2 separate regions of the Homo sapiens genome follow, and region 1 is linked to region 2. A link is a loop called in an ENCODE intact Hi-C map of the cell type or tissue named here. Cell type or tissue: PC-3. All regions are shown on one strand. Links, peaks and the distances in the headings refer to the core of each region. The heading gives the core; the rest is flanking DNA. Region 1 has its middle 58 kb from the start of MIR4795. Region 2 holds the start of VGLL3 (vestigial like family member 3).

Region 1 (8,383 bases), core at 350-8,349, 180 kb after region 2:
ATTTCGAAGACTGGTAATTATCCTCCTCAATTCAACATATCTCCCTTAATTGTCCTTAACAGTAAGTATGTTGCCCTTAGGATACAAACAAATGAAATTCTATGGAGTTACTCTTTACTGGCCTACATGAATCAAATAAAGACTTCGATTTTTGGAGTTGAGGACAGTATTTTGAAAGCCGCAGATCTTAAGTCTTCACATTGGTCCATTCTGCTTCTGCCAATCTTCCTAAACTTAGTTTGCTTTATGGAAATGTTCTGGCTCCTTCCCCAAATCAAACTTACCAATTCTATGACTTATTTTTTTAATACCCTACTCTTTTATAGAAAAAAATAAATTCTTCTGAGAATACTAACTAACACTACTGGTATATCACATTACCCTTCCCAAGAGATAAACGTATGAGACACAAGTAACATTTATGACGACATTATTTTTTGGAGAAGACTTCAGTGTTATAATCAAAAGTATACATAGAATGGTAGGATTTTTACAAATAATAATAGGATAGTAAAAAGATATTTTGTGTGAAACGATCTATTTTTCCTCCTTAAATTATTTTATATAGACTGCAAATTATTTTATACTTATTTTTTGACTTGGCCACAGCATCCGTACAATAATAGATAATAGATGTCTGATGTTTTTGTAAAAATAACTTAATACAGATATACTTTTTGGAGAAGGATGCTTGCACCTAACTTATTTAGCAATTATTTCTTAGGTTTCAATTTAATATTAGTATCTTCCCTCTTGATCAAAAGCAACTAAATTTAAAGTGGAAATACCTTCATTTTATTCTAGGAAGAACATATGGACCAAAATTTTTTGAGATTTAATCTCAGCTCTTTTACTTGCTGACTTCATGACAAGATTCTTGACCTTAACCTTTCCAATGTTCTGTTTCAATAGGAAAAATCCATATAACTTTTAGGGTTGCTGTAAAAATTAGAATGAGTTCTTTTATGTGAATACATTTAAAAATCATGAAGATCATGAAAGTTATTATTTTTATTATTATAACCAAGGTTTTAATATTATGCCTATTGTATCATTAATCAGTTTTCTTGTTGTTGTTTCTGTGATATTTTTTATTTAGAAAAAAATTGACCTTCCCTAGCTAAATTCCTTTTTTTCCTGTAACTTTTTAAAATTAAACTTTTAATTCTGGGATAATCATAGAATTATATATCCTGTTCAGTGAAATGTCTGTTTATTGATTTTGGCTTTTTCTAATTGGATTGCTTTTACTGCTGAATTTTGAAAGTTCTTGTGTTTCACATACCAGTTTGTTTTTTTTTTTTTCAGTCTGGTGCTTCTCTTTTCATCCTTTTAAAGTGTCTTTCGTAGAGAAAATGTTTTAAATTTTGATGAGGTTCAATGTACCAATCTTTTTTTACAGTTTATGTTTGGGTATTAAATCTAAGATGACTCTGCCTAGCTATAGATCCCAGTAATTTTCATCTATTTTTTTTCTAGTGTTTTATACTTTTCAATTTTACATTTAGGCCCATGGCTAATTTTGATTTCATTTTTGGTAAAAGGTGTGATTTTTAGGTTGAGATTCATTTCCTTGCCTATGGATGTCCAATTTCTCCAGTATAATTTGTTGAGAAGTCTATCCTTACTTCATTGGATTCTTTTGCACCTTTGGTGCAAGTCAGTTTGGCATATTTTTGTCTGTCTTTTTCAGTGTTCTCTATTCTTTTTATGTATCTATGTGTCTATCCTTCTGTTAGTACCACACAGTCTGGCAATAAGCCTTATGTATTAGGTAGATTAATTTCTCCCACTTTATTCTTCTTTTTAAAGATGATTTTAGCTAATCTAGACCCTGTGCCTTTTCCATGTAAATTTTACAAAGAATTTGTCTAAATGTATACAAAACTGCTGAGATTGTTACAGGAATTCTATTAAATGTATAAATCTATTTGGGAATAATAGACATCTTTATTATGTTGAGCTGTCCAATCCATGAACATAGTATGTCTCTTTGATTTGTTACCATAAAAAATTTTTTTTTACTTTCCTTGGAGTAATTATAAATGACACTGTATTTTAATTTTAGCTTCCTCATAGTAATTGTAGAACAGAGAAATGTGTGTTGACTTTTTATTCTGCAACTTTGTGGAACTCACTTGTTAGTTCTAGGAGCATTTTTTATAGTTCCTTTGGAATTTTCAATGTAGACAAACATGGCATCTGTAAATAAAGACAATTTTATTTCTTCTGTTCTAATCTGTGTATTTTTTATTCCTTTTTCTTGCTTTATTGCCATGATTAGATGTTCCAGTACTAAGTTGAGAGAGAGGTGAAAATGAACAGCCTTATCTTATTCACAATTTCAGAAGAAAACATTCAGTCTTTCTGTTAATCTATACTTAGATATCCATGGAGAATAAATATAAGAGTTTCTGTGTTATTTTCATTTCTGAATTAAGTATCTAAAAGCAAGACTGAGCCCCAAAACAGACAAGTGCATAAAGTCATGGAAAATGTAGAAAACAAAAACTGCATAACACAAAGCCCTAGCCAGGAGTTAGGGAGGGTATCAAGGAGAGAAGGTATCAAGACAGGTAAATTATAAATATTTACTGGTTTGCTTAAAGGAGAGAATGAAAATGAATCTAAATGTATTAATGATATTCTGAGTTTAAATTTGAGGCTAGCAGGCAAATTATGATGCTCTTAAATGTGGTAGTTAAATGTTAAATAGAAAACTGTTTTATATGTATGTAATTCTGGAATTCTGTATATATGTATAATTTATTTCAACCCTCTATAATTTTAAAAATTTGCTATTTTTAACTTAAAACACCCTATCTATATGTATATATACAGCATTCTACAGTTACAAACATTTGTATTTACACATGCCCCATTTTATAGAACAGTGAGGATTAAAAAATATTTTCTATATCTCTTATGTGAAACTCCACAAAAAGATATTCAAATATAGTCCTGCCAAATTTTACATAAAAGATGTGGTGAAATGAGTATGAGAATGCTTCAGTAAAGATACATCAAATCAAAATTTACTAATAAAAATAACACATATTCTCAGACACACTATAGAGGGAAACACATTAGATATCCTTGAAGTTTACAGCTGATTAGATCTGAAAATTTGATCTTGATGGAGATTGGTGAAATGATTTACTCTGGCTCATTTGCAAATGTATGTAATTTTCAGAAATGTAAGTTATCCTTTTTGCTTTAAAGAAATGTATTTTTAGTGTAGTCAGAATATCCCGATGCATAAAGTAAAAAATTATGCATATGCGAAATGAGACAGTCTCGGTCTCCTAGTTTTCCATTTGAATTAGACAAATAGGGATCTAGTAGGTAACATGTCTCCTGAAAATATGGTTACATTTTATAAGAGTGATTAAGTGGTCCAGTGCTCAAAGAATGAGATAACATTTTGAAATCAGCTAAGAATTCAAAGAACCCAGAAAACGTTGATGAGTGCTTTTCGAAAAACCTTATGAATAGGTTAGTTTCAATTTTCTGATTTCTACACGGAAAAAAAGAGACTGCTACTGCCATCTGTTGGTCAAATAAAACATCGTCAGCTCTGGTCAACTGATTGCCTTGCTGTTAGGCAAAACCTTTGAAAGCAGGCAAAACCTTTGAAAGCGTGCAAAGGAGTTGTAGTAACCCCAGTTTAGCTATCTCTGGATAAACCAGATTCTGTTAGAATATCAACTAAATATCAAACAAAAGGCTACTGTTAAAATAAACTTTCTGCCCAGTGCATTGTTCTTTCCTAGTGTTTTCTGTTTAAGAAAGGGAGGATGTTCACATCTTGACACGAAGGGATCTGCAAAAACAATGTAGCTCAGAACTGAAGTATCTGTGGGTCATTATGTTTTCATGTGTGTGTATTTGTATGCATATGCTGTGTGGGGTGTGTGTGTGTGGATGCAGGCGTGGGTGCGAGAGAGCAAGAGAGACAGACAAAGGGACAGGGAGGCACACAGGGACCGAGACAGGGAGGCAGAGAAAGAGATAAGTGGAAGAAAGGGATGGAGGATAAGAACATATGTAGTAGATATTCTACCTATAAGGCACAAGCAGTTTGAAAACACCCTTTCCATCATTCTAATGAGAGCATTATCTTCAGAAAATGACCATTAGCCAGGAGGCCAGAATTGTTCCTTGTTACTCAAGGTGTAGACCCCAGCAAACTGTATCAGCAGCACCTGGCTGCTTGTTAAGAATGCAGAACATCAGAGTCAATTCTAAAGTCAGAATCTAATTTAGAAATAGGTTTTTTTTTCAGATTCTTAATCTGCATTTTTAAGCAGAACATCATAGTCAACCCCAAAGTCGGAATCTAATTTAGAAATTGATTTTTCAGATTCCTAATCTGCATTTTTAAAAGATCTTCAGATGCACTTAATATAAGCACACATATATATATATATATATATATATTCACTTATGCTTAAGAAGATGTTCTAGTTTGATTTCATCAATGCATTGAAACAGATTGTTTGGCATAATTGTCTATTACATTCATTGATTCAAAAATGCACATTTTAAATTTATATGTAACATTTTTGAAAGTGTGATGTGTACTATAATCTATAGTGTCAGATAATTTATTTAGTAATAGTGGTTTTTATTTTACTTTAGTGGCATATAGCATAATGATGTGTCTTCAATTAAAGAAATGTTGAAATATAGTAAGCATCATTTTGTTAAACAGAGAAGTAATCCCGTGAGATGAAACATAGAACAGATAATAAAGAATAGCTAATATTTGCTGATTACTTATTATATTCTAGATGCTATGATAAGTGCATGCATTGTTATATTGAATCATGCGAGGCATTCTAATAAGCCACATTTTATAGACAGAAACTAGGGCCAGTTAAATAAACTTTCCATGTCACTGTATGAATTGTAAATATTAGATTCATATTTTTCATCATAAACTATTATTTTGGAAAGATGCTTAGTGAGTGCTTACCTTATCTTGCTGTGTTATTAAGGGCCAGCCTCCTAAGATATTAGAAAACACATGTGTCTTGAAAGTGTGGGGAAAAGCCATAGGAATTCTCTAGGAATATCTGTATTTGATAAAAAATTTTTTACACATCTATTCTTTTGTTAATGTTACACAAAGAAATGAGTGCTTTCTAAAGTAATACCATCCAGATTTTACCTCCTATCTTTCAGGCAAGTGCCATGGTATACAACTTTCATAAACTACATTGCTCAATGACAGCATCAATACCTCCAATTTGGGCATCCTCCAGGGAAATGGTCATAATCGTAATCACTATCAGTTGAGTACTCACTGTATCTCAGGTACTGTGATAAGCCCTTTGCATACGACAACATCCACATTATTATGTTCATTTTGCTATTATTATTTTAGCAGAGACGAAATCTCACTATGTTGCCCAGGCTGGTCTTGAACTCCTGGCCTCAAGCAATCCTTCCACCTTGGCCTACCAAAGTGCTGGGATTATAGGCATGAGCCATCAATTCCAGTCTATCATGTCAATTTTGAAGATGAGTGAAGAGATCTTAGAAGACTTGAGCTCTCAATGTTGTACAACCAGTAAATGGTGGAGCTGAAGCTTCCTAATTTGAATTCACATGGATGACTAGTAGGAGAGGTGAAGAAGCATTTATTAATAAAGTTGCTGCAAAGATAACAAAGCTGACAAAAAAGGTGCCTGATTTGCATGAGACAGTCTGATTTATGGTTTTTCTTCCAGGTTGTTAATGAGGGCCCCTTGCACTATCAACATTGTCCTGGCTTGAACAATAAAACATAGTTCATCTCCATGTAGTAAGCTAACCAGGATAATTCATAAACAATCAGAATTGGGCTTCATTCTTAGTGAGTTAGGGTATTTAGAAGTAGTGGGTTCCATTCAAGTTACTTTGTGTGCACCTCAAATAACTGGCTGCTGGATACTTAAATCAGAAGGATAAATAGAGAAGTATTTGCATGGCTTGGTCCAAATCATGTATACAAATGTGATTTCTAAGGAATAACAGCACCCTAAAGCTAGATCATCAGGGCAAGGACTTGCTTTGCTGACACCAGTTTAGAAATAAGCATATTTATTACACTATATAAATATTACTAATAAGAATGTTGATAATAACTCCCCATTAAAGGTTGCACTCACTGCGTGAAAGCCTACGCCTGCTGATACATTGCCCACAGGTTAAGTCAAGTTGATATAAATACTGTAGTGTGCCAACAGAGAAGAATAACACAAACACAAGTTCCAAACAATTATGGAAAAAAGCCATGTCGTATTGCACTAAGTATTTTAAAGGCTTTTTTACTGTAATAAAAACATACCATAGACATATATTGTTTTACAATATATATATTTTTTCACAATTGTAAAACTTATGTCATTCATCATTTTAATTGGTATGAGAGCATGACTGAGATCTGAGTAGAACAAATTGTCTCAGGTATGCTTAGAAGATCGGTTCAGCTTAAATTAAAAGGTGTTTTCATGCTGGGCAGATGCAGAGATCTCTTTGTTTTGATCAATTTATCTCTGCAACTCTAGAAACACCTCACATATTGTCATAATATTTCTCACTGTTATTTGAATGCATAGTGAAATAATATAGTTATCAAGTGACACTTTCAATGTGTTCATTTGTGAAATAATACTTTCAAAACACAAAAATAGTGTAATACCAACACAATATAAGTGACCAAAAAACAGAAGGATGAATAGGAATGGCAAACCAAAAGGAACTTCTTTATCTCCAAAAGGAAGTCTAAATTTTCTGATATTTTTCTTGTGGAATTTTAATTCTAAAATTGCAATAAAGAATCTTAGATTTAATGCCTCTAAATTTATTTTGGCAAAGTTTTTGCGTAGTCAAACTTCTATCAATATGAATAATTTAAAAGGCTTTATCTTCTCTCCTCAGTAGCATAAATTTTGCTATACTTCTTAAAAAGTTCTCTCTCACACATTGATAACATAACCATCATCTTCATATCTACTTTTTGGGGGGTTGAAAAATAAAAAAGGAATCTTAGACCAGTAGGAAATACAAGGGAAAAATCTAAATGATTTTCTGAAAGTTTTAGACTGTATAGTATAAAAACTGGGTTACTCCATCCCTAAGATGAATTCTTAGTCATGACTTTCATAGTTAATTTCTTACTCTTTCTACTTTTAACATGTAACTTCTTTTCTTTTTATGATTGTATTAATTAATAGGACTATTCGCCTGTTGATTTGTCCGTATTCCTATTGAATTTCTACAAACAGCTTTGTATTTCATGTGGTATTAATATATTTTTCCTGTTTGTATAAACACAGAAATTAGGAATAGTGAGAAAATTTCACACAGCCACACATAAAGCAAATAATTACAGCATACTTCACTCTGATATCATAATAACAGCTACTGTTTATTTGGGCCTATCATGTACCATACACTTTATAAATTATCTCAACAAAGCTGCAAATTATTATCATCATTGTACAAATTAAAAAATTAGGATTCAGAGAATTGGAATGATATGCTGAAAGCCACAGTGTGATGTTTGTATTTGAACTCTTATCTGTGTGGTGCAAAACTTGAACTTTTCTCACTATACTATTTTGTGGTAATTATCTAATCTATAACATTATCTATCTATCTAATCTAATGCCAACATTCTCTGTGCTGTTTCAGGCCCTAGGAAAGATAACGTGCTCAGACTAGTCACCACCAAAGAAAAAAAAAGCGGTATTTCTTTAAGGCAGAAGAGATCTAAACATGAGGACTAAATTAGGAAGATGGATTAGGGGGATAACAGTGGAGATACTATACATACTCCAATTACTTACAAACTATGTAGGGAAATGTAATTTTGCTTTAGAGATGTTACATATATTCTTTGAACTTTAATGAAAAAATCATTTATTCCTTTAGCGCAAAATAACCCTCCTAAATACTAATTGATATATTTATTGTTAATCTGTTAGGAAACCATACTTAATTGACGCCTATGCTCACCCCCCAGTTTATTCCATTTTATTCTTAGTTTTTCTTTTGAAAAGATACTCTTTACAGTAACTTAAACAATACCAACACAAACATTTTAAAGTCTTTCTACATGGAGATATTTGTTTCTTTACTGCTCCTTTTTCTATTTACGCGTCTTCTCCAAACATTTTTAAAAATCTATTGATTTTTTATAGTATAGAAATGAAAATGAGAGTTCAAGTAATTATCTTCAATATACAAATTTCTTCTACAAAGAAGTGTGGGGGAAAGAATAGAAACTGGTTTTCCATGAGTTAACTGAGTTGACTTCTTGTATCAATTAAGAGCATCGTATAATTGCTCATCTTTCATACTCTTGCCCTGTAGCTATAATGAAAAGAGAGAA
Region 2 (8,383 bases), core at 118-8,117:
AAAATGACATTCACTTATTACCCACCTACAACATGCAATATGTTCAACAAAAACCTAAACTTAAATTTCAGGTGCACATTTGTGCTTATCGGAAAACAGGTGAGAGTACACATGCCTGGATAATGAAGTTCTGTTATTTCCAAAATAATTCTCAATGTTATATGATCATTTGTTAAGAGGAAAAATATACCTGTGTTTAAAATCCATCATAAGGAATCATTTTGATACAGTAATTAATAAGGACTTCAGAGCCATACAGTTTGAGGGGGAAATTAGTTGACAGATACACTACTACAATTGAATACAGAAGTAATATAAAACTTTAATGCTGTCTTTTCTAGCATTTTTTAAATGGCTATTAAAATTTCTTGATTGCTGTTACTTTTCTTCGCTCCTTTTCCATTTTTTCCTTCTCCAAAAATCAATTTTTCAAATTCAGTAGGAGTTGTAGCCCTTACTTTTGTCTCCCAGGCAAGATGCTATTAGGGGTCACTTCCCATGTACGGAGAAAACAATCTTCATGGATAATAATGATAAAACCTTATGGAATGCAAAAACAACCAAAATATGTATTCTCGGATGACTGCATTAGGGCCAAGTCAATATTAGTCCCACTTCACCCACGCATTGCATAGTCTAAAAATGCTGTCAGCCTGATAAGAATTTCCTGATTTACTCTCTTTTCCAATAGAAAATGTAGGTCATCAAAATAAACTTCTGACACTAAAAGAACAGTAGTTACACTGTCAAGTCTTTTTTTTTTTATTTCGTTAGCCAGTTATGGTCAAACAGTTTCTTTACTTGACCAAAAAAAAAAAAAAAAAAAAAAAAAAAAAAAAAAAAAAAAAAAAAGAAGAAGAAGAAGGAGAAGAAAAAGAAGAAAAAGCAACATGAAAATTTCCAAGCACCTCCCTATGGCTCACTCAGCCTAACATCTAGTTAAGCAATGTCTACAAAAGCCCAAAATATAGAAGTTGATCATTATGTAACCAATCAATGTAGATAAATTGTTTTCTTTTTAAGAAGCTCAATGGTCAGAGTTTTCCTGATTTTTATTTTATTTTATTTTTTACTTTTTAAAATTGTTGTCTTCAGTATGTTGACGGTTTTAGCAAAAGAAATGAATTTGGGGACCGAGTCTCAGGGCTATTGCAAACATTATATAAAGTACTGGAGTCATTTCTTATTGAAAACTTTTATGATTGGCAATTTGCCATTTTCTCTGATACCGAATGTTATTTTCTAGCTCAAAAAAAAGTGTTACAGTATTAACTCCACACCACAGATTCATTAATTTCACAACCCTAAAAAATAAAGCCATATTTGAAACAACTTCTACTAGTTTGTTATTTTATAAAGGAGGAAAGTATCTTTCTGAACATGTAGAGAAGTTTTAGTTTGTTGCTCATCCACATTCCAAATGATAATTGAAGACCTCTGTAATATCAGAGATGCTTTGAAATGCTGGTGCTGCTGAATATTTTTTTTAAGAGGATAGCAAGAAAGTAGGGCTCCTTCCTCTTTTGCCCTAATTGGTTCTGGTTAAGCTGGTACTATTTAGCAGATGAATCTGGGGCATGTACCCTTCCAGAATTAGCTGAATTTCATAGTTCCTAAATTCTAAACGGAAAGTTAGATTTCTTTCTAAAGAGTAGCACTGTAATTCTAGCAAAGAGACAGAAGTAGAGGAAATACAGAAAGTAAAATGTCAGATTAATTAACAGCCCAAACCTAAGAAGGTTTGCAATAAAACATGTGGTACCTAAGAAAGTAAAAAGAAATAAATCAATATATTCTATGGATGGTAATTTCCTAACCAAATCTAGTTATTTTTTTTAAGTTTCTCCAAATCCGCCCACCCTAATTCCCATAGTCTGAGGTGGACTCTATTTTGGTACAGCCCTTGCCACATACATTTTTTATTTTAATGTAGCACTAACTAAGCCTTGGCACACTCTCCGTTGTATCCAGAGAGTAATGTCCAAGGGCGCCTCGTGCCAAATTCCCCAGAACTCTACTGTTCCTTCTAAAGTAACTATATCATCTCCTCAGTTCACGACCCCTTATTATGGACATCTTCAGTTACTCTTGGAAGAGTGGAGACTCAGCATCCAGAGATTCAAGGTAACCTTTTGGCCGAGGGACCCACTGTCAACAGACTGAACACGTACAAACTCTGTGCTTTGCTGGAATTAAAAAATGAATGAAGAACCTTGGAATCCATCCCTGTCCTCTAAGTCACAGTCACCGGGAGAAAGATTCTGTGGAGAAGTTCTAGTAACACCCGATAGACATTATGCTAGACCAGTGTTCCCCCATGAAAGTCCCAGATCATTTCGTGAACTCACTCTCCAGGTAGCTTCCCCTACCTCTGTCAGCGCACTTCATCTTCCTCATCAATAAAACCCTGAAACATTCCATCTTTCCAAATAAACAAAATAGTTGGTTGAAAGGAAGTTTACTCACATGGTCCTAAGATAGATGCCCTTGGTGAGCTTCAGAGAACTGAGTCCTAAGAGCTAGGGTGCCTAGGAGGAGCAGCCTCTGAGCTCCGGTGACCACAGCTCAATGAAGCCCCCAGCTAGGTCATGCCTCACCCACCCGTCCACCCTGCTGCTCTCCCTTCCCGGCTCTCTCGGGATGGCTTTCTGCTCAAGGACGCTCCCGCAGATCCCAGAGCATCCTCTGCGCCACGCGTGCCGGCGGGACGTCGCCGAGCCCCAGACCGATACTCTCGATGCCCTTCGCCCCCGCCCCCAGCAGGCTGCCCGTCCGGTGACTCACCTGCTGGCCAGGTTGGGGCGCCGGCTGATAGTAGGCTGTGGGGCAGGTTGTCGCTGCCATGGGGTTGGGCAGATACTGGGACGCTCCATAAGGCTGGGGGTGATACATCACCTCCGCACAACTCATGGCAGCCGGGGCAGTGGCGGCCCCCGAGCTGCCGCCGCCGCTCTACGCGCTGGCGCGAGGGGCGCGGGCGCCGCCGCCGCCGCAGCTGCCGCCTCTGTCGCTGCTCCAGCTGCTACTGCGGCGAAGGCGGGTCCTCGGCGGCCTCGGGCTCCGCGCGGGGCGCGGGGTCGGGAGGGACTGGCAATCAGCGGGGGCCCATGCGCGGGCACCTTCATCTTCAGCCCCTCCGGATGTTCCCTGCCGCGCTTATATAGCGGCTCAGGGACGCAGCCGCCCGCTGCGCCGCTGGGGCATTACCGCGTCCGGCTCCCGCGAGGGCTGCGGCGCCCACGGCAGCGCCAGTCACAGCCACAGCCCAGGCCCGGGTCGGGCAGCCGTGGGGAGCCCAGCTCCGGTTTGCATATACACAATGCACGCCCGGGGCTCGTCCTATCACGGGTGCTCCCGGCTGTGCGAGGACAGGGAGGCGGGGGCAGAGGGAGGGGGAACGCCGGGGAGAAGGGGGAGCACTTTGCCTCCCCAGGCTCTGACGCGGAACTTTGCAAAGTTTCTCCAACTCGCTTTGCAGCGGGCGGGTCACCCTGCAGGGGGACCCCGGGGAAGGCTGGCTGCGGATTGGAGCGAAGTTTGCAGCCCTCTCCGCCTCCCAGCATGGGATGGTGGTGGGAGGGGAATGGTATGCAGAGGCTCCGCGCCCTCAAGGCTCGGCAGGTTCCCACCCTGTCTCTGTCACCTGGCCGCCAGGGCGAGGGCTTCCCTACTCCAAGGAGATTTTACAGGGAACACCAACTCAGAGGCTGGGACCAAACAAAAGCCGAGTGTACAAAGGGGTAAAACAGAGCAGGCGCAGAATACACGGGGATTAGCTCCTACATTAAAATAATCATAAGTGAAAGTTAACATCTCTGCAAGTGCCCACATGCCAAGAATGCAACACAGTTTTCCACAAGCAATCTCTGCTTTAAGTTTACATCTTCATGGTATGACACTGCTGTGAGACGTCCACCATTTCTGGCTTTTACAGCCTGGTTTTCACAGAGCAATAAAGGGTAGTTGATTAAGCCCATTCGCTAATAAAGGTTTATCTCTTTGCAATTGGATCTGACCCTCTCCAAAATGGGGAAAAAAACGTCTGTGAGAATATACTTGTATTCTGACATAATCAGTAGAAATAATTATACTCACATTATTTTATTTATTTTGAGATAGGGTTTCCTTCTGCCGCCCAAGCTAGAGTACAGTGACATGAGCACAGCTCACTGCAGCTACCACCCCCACGCTCAAGAGATCCTCCCATCTCAGCCTCTGGAGTAGCTGGGACTACAGGCGTGCATTACCACGCCCAGGTAATTTTTTTAATTTTTTTTTTTATAGAGAAGGGGTCTTGCTATGTTACCTAGGCTGGTCTCCAACTCCTGGCCTCAAGTGATCCTTCTGCCTCGGTCTCCCAAAGTGCTGGGATAACAGGCATGAGGCACCGCACTGGGCCTCATTTTATAAATGAGCAAACTCTAGCTCTGAGATTCAGCAAACATATCTCTCCTTATACGTAGGCATCCTCTTTTATGACTCACAGCAATCTCTCATTTTTACAGTCTATCTTTTCTCAGAGAAAAAGTCAGTTTGAAAGTCAAATGCACTAATGTTTTTATAGTTTGAATTATGTCTTCCCAAAAATGTATATATTGAAGCCCTAACCCACAATATGGCTGTATTTGAAGACAGGACATATAAGGAGGTGATAAGGTTAAATGAGATTTAAAAGGTTGGGCCCTAATCTAATAGGACTAGGTTCCTTATAAGAAGAGAAAACACGCCAGAGATATCTATGTCTCCCCCAAACCCCACTCCCTGTCTCTCTGCTCTGTCAAAGAGGAAAGACCATCTGAAGTCATAGTGAGTTACCTACAAGCCAAGAAGAAAGGTCTCACCTTGAAACCAACACTGACCACACCTTATCTTGTGCTTCTATCCTCCAGAACTATGAAAAAATTAACTTTTTTTTTTTTTTTTTTTTTTTGAGACGGAGTATCGCTCTGTTGCCCAGGCTGGAGTGCAATGTCACGATCTCGGCTCACTGCAACCTCCTCCCGGTTCAAGTGATTCTTCCGCCCCAGCCTCCCGAGTAGCTGGGATTACAGGCACCCGCCATCATGCCCGGCTAATTTTTGTACTTTTGTAGAGACAGGGTTTCACCATGTTGGCCAGGATGATCTTGAACTCCTGACTTCAGGTGATCCGCCCACCTCGGCCTCCCAAAGTACTGGGATTACAGGCGTGAGCCACGGTATGCCCAGCTTAATTTGTTTTTTTAGGCCACCTAGTTTGTGGTATTTATGACAGCCCTAGCACACTAATGCAGATATACAGTTATCATATATCGTTAATGTTTACATAAGTGTCTGTGTGTATGTCTAGGTACACAGATACATACACATGTATAAACACACAGGCATACACACACACACTGACACTATAAAAATTGGATAGGAACTTTTTGCTACGCCGCAACAGCTTTTATTCAATCATTTTATCACTGAATATTAAAAACATATTTATTAAGGGTTTGCACAGTTCTTGGACTTTAAATTGTGCTCTTTGTAGTACAAGAGTATTTCCAGCAATAATATGTTTCATAATTTACTTTAAACGTTTATTATTGTCTTTTCCCAAATTGACCTCCTTTGATCAGATCCCTTCCTGTGTTCCAGATTTATCTATTCAGTTCTTTCTAGGTAGCTCCACATAGGTGTTACATAAGGACCTCAATCCTAATAGTACTGATTGTCTCATGTCCCCAGTTTGATCCTCTTTTTTAATCTTCATCTCTACTGAAACTCCCCCACTACCAGTTGTCCCAGCTAGAAATGTGGGAATCTTCTGGCACTCCTTCCTTCTCCTCACAGTCCCCACACCTGGTCTTGGAGTCAAGTTGACCCCAAATTTTCCATTTCTACTGACTCTCTCCTTATCTCTGTTGCTATAATCGTTAGTTTGCTCGGCATCTCTCACTCAGACTCCTGCAAGAGACTCTTAGTGATTTCCGGGTCCCAAGGCGAGACTTCTTCCTGTTCTTCATAGTTTATACTACTCTTTAATGACCCAGCCACTGCAAATCCAACTGTGCAATGATGATTCATTCTTCTTTTAAAAATTTCACAGTCACATCCCGCAGTCTGTAGAAACAACTCTTTAACCTTCAGATTCTGATCCCTGCCCATGTCACTACCTCCTGCAAATGTTTACCAGCTATCTGAATTGAGATCTGCATTCTGCGAAGAAGCCGTGGTACTTTCTACCAGCATGTCATTTTACATATGAGCAGAGCATTTGCACCAACACATCCCTCACCCTCTTCACTTGTTAACTCCTTCTTGCTCTTCATGTAATTGTCTTCCAAAACATCCGATGAGGATCAGCTTTAATGCTCCTATTTTCACCAGCTCTTGTTCTTTTAAGAATACGCTCCCATCATACTAATAATTAACTACTTGATTTGAAGTTGCTTATTTGCTTGTTTCCCCAATATGACCATGGCTGCTTGAGAGGAGAGACTGTGACTTTTATCTCTAAATTTCACTAAATTTCAATCATATGATATCTGGCTTAGTAAATATTCTTTGAATAAGTAAAGTATATAATAGGAGGAGAAACAAAAACTATTAGAATAACTTACAAATTCTTGGTGGGATCTGAGCACATATAAAATCAGTGAAGCTATAATGTAGAATATGATTTCAAACTCTGTCTTAGGCTTTCTGCTGTATGTTAGATTGAGAAAATCCTTATGATGTTAAAAAAAAATAGGACCTAGAATATAAAGTGACTGAATTAGGACACAGAGCAAATTTGTGAGGACAGCCACTTCTCAATGCCAAACCTCCTGTTCAAATGTTTAATGCCTCCAACTTTTTTCAAATAACTTTTATCTGTAGTTGATTTTTTTGTACAATTATGAGTTTAATATCTGTCTTTTTAGCTAGACTTTGGCAGAGGTTATTTATATCTTGTTCATCTCCATATCTAACACTTCGAAGACATTCTATATATATTTTCCAAATGATAAAATAAAGCCAGAACTTGATTCAACATGTCCATACCCCTCATTGCTGCATCTTCCGTGCTCCCTATGGCCTCTAGTGCAAATATTTATTCTATGACAAAAAAAAGTTATTTGGTACTAATACGTCATGGACACAAAAGTCTGTAGGTGTTTGGCAAAATCTTCCTACAATGCAATATCTTTTTTGATACCTTTCTTTGTTTCTATATTGTGTACTGCTGGAAGAAGATAAGAGAGTAAAGATTAATTCTACCTAGACTTAGAATCTACAGAAGTGGACAGAGAGAGAAAATAGCTTGTCAAAGCCTGCAGTCTTAGTGAGGTCATTAATAAAAATTCCGATAATTCATGTTAGGGAAATCTACATTTGAGTTCTAGTAGGAAAGCAGATGTACCTGACTTCCCCTGGGTAACTATTTAGGGTTTTAAAGTGGAAAATAATAAAAAGGATCATCAAGCTTAAAACATCCTTTTTCATAGATAAGTAAATATATGATCTGATTAATGTCTTCTAGGGAACTAGTGGCAGAACTAAAACCAAAGTCCTGTTTCTCTTGACTCTTGATTTAGTTCTCTTTCCATAATTGCATAATAAAGATATATAAACAAATACATATGCATATGTATATGCATACATACATTATACATGTGTGTACATATTCCTAGATATTACTTATGTATGTGTGTATATATATATTATATATATAATATATATTATACATATATTATATATAATATATATAATATATATTATATATAATATATATATAATATATATTATATATAATATATATATATACACACACACACACACACACACACATACATATACAAAGGAAGAAGTTTTTGATCAGATCGTCCTTGGGTCAACTTGGAGTTGAAGAAGAGGAGTGTGTGTATGGGGTGGGGATGCGGGCCAATTGCATTTAGCAAGAGTGAGTCACTCAGATCAGAGAATGTGATCTGACCGCTGGTGTACTCATTGTCGTCTCTGCTATGTAAGGGTGTCACAATTACTTGGAAAAAGCAGCAATGGTATGGAATTTAATTCTATGTAGTTCTGAGCTAAAGTTCCTCAAAGTTTACCCTTCTTTGATTTATCCTTTTACACTACTCCACCGCTTTTCTGGTTCAATTCTGATGTGGTACCTGATCTAAATAAATGGACTTAAACATTTCCAACTCTTCTGAATTGTGACTTTACAGTCACTACATTTTTGCCCCCACCACCAAATTTCTCAAAATGTTTGTTTCCAAATTCTCCAACTGGAAATTAGTGAGGTGAACCACCCCCCGCCTCTAGTTTTATTTGGAGGGATAACTTGAAGTGGGTTTTCCTAATATATTTTGGAATAAGATAGGGTAAAAAGTGGGGGCAGCTTATTTTTTGAGTGGTGACAGCCACCCCTG

The links. Hi-C counts contacts between places; a loop is a spot of excess contacts. Peaks named below come from ENCODE experiments on the same cell type or tissue, not always from the same donor. Only the 100,000 strongest peaks of a DNase experiment are listed, where the experiment ranks them.
Region 1: a loop joins it to region 2, with 4 times the contacts of the local background. A loop is called at or near these places in 7 of 110 quality-filtered maps.

What each region holds. Positions count from the first base shown.
Region 1 is chr3:87,164,515-87,172,897 of GRCh38, forward strand. No RefSeq gene overlaps it. Among named protein-coding and RNA genes, the nearest start is that of MIR4795, 58 kb to the right of the region's middle. In PC-3, for the core only: CTCF peaks have their summits at 3,553 (motif pointing left) and 3,752; a DNase peak (open chromatin) is centred at 3,557; H3K4me3 peaks cover 814 bases.
Region 2 is chr3:86,987,834-86,996,216 of GRCh38, forward strand. It overlaps VGLL3 (vestigial like family member 3), which reads right to left and starts at 3,316. Exons shown (of 4, transcript NM_016206.4): 1 at 2,785-3,316. The coding sequence starts at 2,910. In PC-3, for the core only: CTCF peaks have their summits at 3,479 and 3,679; DNase peaks (open chromatin) are centred at 598, 6,038 and 7,908; H3K4me3 peaks cover 3,185 bases; H3K27ac peaks cover 2,437 bases.